Linked DNA regions of Homo sapiens: region 1 is linked to region 2. A link is an interaction called in ENCODE POLR2A ChIA-PET data of the cell type or tissue named here. Cell type or tissue: Panc1. All regions are shown on one strand.

What was found. Peaks named below come from ENCODE experiments on the same cell type or tissue, not always from the same donor. Only the 100,000 strongest peaks of a DNase experiment are listed, where the experiment ranks them.
Region 1: POLR2A ChIA-PET joins it to region 2 with 10 read pairs; 3 of 35 experiments call an interaction of 5 or more read pairs at or near these places.

What each region holds. Positions count from the first base shown.
Region 1 is chr19:3,127,933-3,130,432 of GRCh38, reverse strand. No RefSeq gene overlaps it. Among named protein-coding and RNA genes, the nearest start is that of GNA15, 6.8 kb to the left of the region's middle. In Panc1, no CTCF peak of the experiment used is centred here; a DNase peak (open chromatin) is centred at 1,078.
Region 2 is chr19:3,275,576-3,278,075 of GRCh38, reverse strand. It overlaps CELF5 (CUGBP Elav-like family member 5), which reads right to left. Exons shown (of 13, transcript NM_021938.4): 4 at 2,092-2,220; 5 at 1-45. Among named protein-coding and RNA genes, the nearest start is that of CELF5, 52 kb to the right of the region's middle. RefSeq lists silencers at 1,774-2,073, 2,304-2,433. In Panc1, a CTCF peak has its summit at 2,493 (motif pointing left); no DNase peak of the experiment used is centred here; H3K4me3 peaks cover 634 bases.

The DNA.
Region 1 (2,500 bases), 150 kb after region 2:
GCTCACTGCAAGCTCTACCTCCCAGGTTCAAGCAATTCTTCTGCCTCAGCCTCCCGAGTAGCTGGGATTACAGGTGCGAGCCGCCGTGCCCGCCTAATTTTTGTATTTTTAGTAGAGACAAAGTTTCCGCCCTGTTGGCCAGGCTGGTCTTGAACTCCTGGCCTCAAGTGATCCACCTATCTCAGCCTCCCAAAATGCTGGGATTACAGGCGGATGCCACCGCGCCCGGCCCTAATTTTTTTATTTTTGTAGAGATGGGTTTCTCTGTGTTGCCTAGGCTGCTCAGGAGCTCCTGGCCTCCCAGCTCAGCCTCTCAAAACGTTGGGATTACAGGCGTGAGCCACCGCACCTGGTCCAGAAAGTAGCTTTTGAGACTGGCTTCTTTCAGTTAGCATTTGCGATTCCTCTGTGTTGCCGAGTGTATCAGAAGTTCGTTGCTTTGGATGGTCCAGTGGTATTTCCCTGTGTGGATGCATTCCCCTTTATCCAACCGTGAGGGGCATTTGGTTGCTTCCAGTTTGAGGTGATCATGAACAGAGCTGCTATATACATTTGTGTACATATTTTTTTCTTTTTTTTCTTTTCTTTTCTTTTTTTTTTTTTTTGAGACAGCGTTTTGCTCTTGTTGCCCAGGCTAGAGTGTAATGGCGTGATCTTGGCTCATTGCAACCTCCCCCTTCCATGTTCAAGTGATTCTCCTGCCTCAGCCTCCCGAGTAGCTGGAATTACAGGCATGTGCCACCACGCCCAGCTAATTTTTGTAGTTTTAGTAGAGACGGGGGTTTCACCATGTTGGCCAGGCTGGTCTTGAACTCTTGACCTCAGGTGATCCACCCACCTCAGCCTCCCAAAGTGCTGGGATTACAGGCATGAGACACCACACCTGGCCAATAGTATTTTTGTTGTTGTTGTTTAGCTGTGGTTTGTTACAGATGCCCTTTATCAGGTTGAGGAAGTTCCTTTCTACTCCTAATTTGCTTAGAATTTTTATCATGAATGAAAGTTGAATTGTATCAAATGTATTTTCTTTATCTATTGATATGATCATGTAGTTTTTCTTTCGTCTGTTAATATGGCAAGTTATATTGACTGATTTTCCAATGTTGAGCTTGTCTTGTATTCCTGGGATAAATGCCACCTGGTGGTGAGGTGGTTTTCTTTCTGTATATCACTGGATTTCATTATTTCACTTGCTAATATTTTGTTAAGGATTTTAGTATCTATGTTTTTGAGTATACTGATCTGTAATTTCCCTGTACTGTCTTTAATTTTGGTATCAGGATAATACTGGCCTCTTAAAATGAGTTGGGAAGTATTCCATCCTCTTCTATTTTCTGAAACAGATTGTGAAGAATTTGATGTTATTTTTTCTTTAAATGTTTGATAGGATTCACCACTAAAACCATCTGGGCCTAAAGTTTTATTTTATTTTTCATTTTTTATTGTTGTTGTTGTTTGAGACAGAGTCTCGCTCTGTCACCCAGGCTGGAGTGCAGTGGCATGATCTTGGCTCACTGCAAGCTCTGCCTCCCGGGTTCACGCCATTCTCCTATATCAACCTCCCAAATAGCTGGGACTACAGGCACCCACCACCATGCCCAGCTAATTTTTTCGTATTTTTAGTAGAGACGAGGTTTCACCGCGTTAGCCGGAATGGTCTTGATCTCCTGACCTCGTGATCCACCCGCCTTAGCCTCCCAAATGTTTTATTCTTTAGAAGACTTTAACTTCAAATTCTGTTTCTTTAATACGTATAGGACTGTTCAGGTTTTCTGTTTCTTCCTGAGTGAGTTTTGGTAGCTTGTGTCTCTCGAGAAATTGGTCCATTTCCTTTAAGTTGTCAAATTTATGTGCATACACTTATTTGTAGTATTCCCTTATTATCCTTTAAATTTCTTTAGGGTGAGTAATGATATCCCCTCCTTTGTGCCTGTTGCTGGTAATTTCTTTTTCTCTCTGGAGGGTGAATCTAGACTAAAGGTTTATCAATTTCATTAATTTTTTTCAAAGAACCAGCTTATGGCTTTATTGATTTTTCTATACTGTTTTTCTATTTTTTATTCCATTGATTTCTATTCTATTATTTTCTCTTTAGTTTGTGTTTAGTTTGCTCTTCTCTTTCTAATTTCTTGGGAGTAGAAGCTTAAAATATTAGACCTTTCAGGCCAGGCGCAGTGGCTCACAGCTGTAATCCCAAAAATTTGGGAAGCTGAGGCAGGTGGATCACCTGAGGTCAGGAGTTCAAGACCAGCCTGGACAACATGGAGAAACCCTGTCACTACTAAAATACAAAAATTAGCCAGATGTGGTGGCAGGTGCCTGTAATTCCAGCTACTCAGGAGGCTGAGACAGGAGAATCACTTGAACCTGGGAGGCAGAGGTTGCAGTAAGCCGAGATTGCACCATTGCACTCCAGCCTGAGCAACAGAGCAAGACTCCATCTCAAAAAAAAAAAAAAAAAAAAAATCCTCAAAATCATGGTGAATTTTTGCCAGTTTTG
Region 2 (2,500 bases):
CCGCCTGCGCCTCCGTGTGGGAGGAGAACTTCACGAAAGCACAGCCTGCTCCAAGAGAAGAAGAAGAGGTAGAGGGTGATGGGGTCACAGGACTGGCTGAGCGGGGGCCACAGGAGAGGGGACACAGAGACCTACATGGCCAGTGTCAGACACATGCAGCCAGAGAGAACTGATAACAGAAAGACAGCCAGCCGTTTGCTCAGACGGACAGCTGGACAATCAGCCAGATCAAGGGTCAGAATGGAGGAGAATCACACAGACAGACAGCCACAGTTAGACAAAGACCTGGTCACCCACACAGCCAGCCAGGCTAATGCAGACAGACAGCCACACACACAGAGACCACCAGACACAGGTGAATGGAAACACAGTCCCACCGACAAAGTCCATAGAACATACAGAGGCCACTGCACCTGGCTCCAGACTGGTAGAGTACTATGGAAGGGCCAGCCATATTGTGGAGGGAGGGGGTGGAATGTTCTGGAATTACATAGTGGTGATGGTTGCACGGTTTTATGAATAGAAAAAAAAAGCACTTCATTGTACATTTTTAAAGGGTGAATTTGGTAGGATGTGGAAGACATCTCAATTTTTTTCTTTTTTTGAGTCAGAGTCTTGCTCCGTCACCCAGGCTAGAGTGCAGTGGCGTGATCTCGGCTCACTGCAACATCTGCCTCCCGGGTTCAAGCAATGCTCTTCCTCAACCTCCCGAGTAGTTGGGATTACAGGCGCCTGCCACCACGCCCAGCTAATTTTTGTATTTTTTGTAGAGACGGGTTTCACCATCTTGGCCAGGCTGGTCTTGAACTCCTGATCTCGTGATCCACCTGCCTCAGCCTCCCAAAGTGCTGGGATTACAGGCGTGAGCCACCACGCCCAGCCCTCAATTTTAAAAAGGAAGAACCAGGTAATGGTCTGAAACCGTCAGACACATTCAGTTCTAGTAAGGTAAGAAAGACCAGAGTGGAGTCGGTCCCACATGATGAGCTCTGTGGACAGAGACCGCCAGACACCGTCATTTGGACTCTCAGGCAGGAAGATAGACAGACAGACACAACCAGAGACCACCAGTCAGTCATATGGACAAATCACATAGACAGAACCAGGAGGAAACAGTTTTACGAATAGTCAGGTGGAGGAATCTGAGACCACAGGGCACAGGTAACTCTGTCCGTGGAGAAGCCCCGCCCCTCCCCAGACCCCGCCCCATCACAAGCCACGCCCCTGCATCCCTACTCACAGGCAGCACCTGGAGAAGCCCCCCCGCCTCCCACCAGACACCGCCTCATCCCAAGGTACTGCCCCTGCATCCCCATCCATAAGCAGCCCCTGGAGAAGCCTTGCCCTTCCCCAAGGCCACGCCTCTGCATCTCCGCCCACCCCACCGCAGCCCCGCCCCTCTTCAGGGCCCGTCCCCACAGCCAGCATGCAGAGAGAGCATGCAGGTAGGATCAAGCGGGACCAGTCTCTGCTCCACCCAACCCCTGTGAACCAGCTTCTCCCAGCCAGCCCCAGCCTCCTATTGGCCTGGCCCCGCCCCACCTGGCCAGCCCCACCCCCTATATGCTCAGCCCCGACCCTTCCCAGGGCCTCTCCCCCTGGAGCCAGTCCCTCCTAACTCTACGTATTTCACCCCTCCCTGCAGTACCTCCCCTACCCAAGACCCCACCCTTGCAGCCTCACCCACAGACTTCAGCTCTGGAGAAGCCTCGGGCCTCTCCAGGGCTACATCCTCAGAGCCAGCTCCTCCCCACCCCTGCAGCCACACCTCTCCCCAAGGGCCCACCTTTGGAGAAGCCCCACCCCTCCCCAGGGCCCTGCCCCACAGGCCCCGCCCTCAGAGGCAGCTCCTCCCCACCCTGCAGCCCCATCCCCTCCCCAGGCCCCGCCCCTGCAATTCCGCCCCTCTCCAAGGCCCCGCCCCTGCAGCCTCACCCACAGACTCCACCCCTGGAGAAGCCCCGCCCCTCCCCAGGGTCCCACCCCAGAGCCAGCTCCTCCCCATGCTGCAGGCCCCACCCTCCCCACAGGCCCCGCCCCCAGAGCTAGCCCGGCCCCTCTCGCAGTCCCGCCCCGGCCCCCGCCAGTCACCTTTGCTGCTGCCGTCAGGCCCCCGGAGCACGGTGCACTCGTCAATGACCCCGAAGGGCTGGAACAGCCGCAGCACGTCCTCCTCCGACTGCTGCTTGTTCAGCATCCCCACGAACAGCTTCCGGTCCCCTGTGGGCGGCGACACCCACCTCAGCCGAGTCCCCGGCCTCCGGGAGGGCCTCCGGGATTCCTCCCTCCCTCCAGCAGAGTGGAGGCGGCAGGGCAGGAAGACGCGGCGCCCGGGCCCTGCCGGCTCCGGTTCTGCGCGTGCGAGGGAGGACCCAGCCGCGCCCTTTCCCTGCCCCGGATCTCTCCACCCTCCCACGGGCCCTGCACGCTCCCATCTCCCGGCCTTTGCCCAGGTGGCGCCCCCGCCTGGAATGCCCTCCCTGCAGTCTTTTGGGGTCTC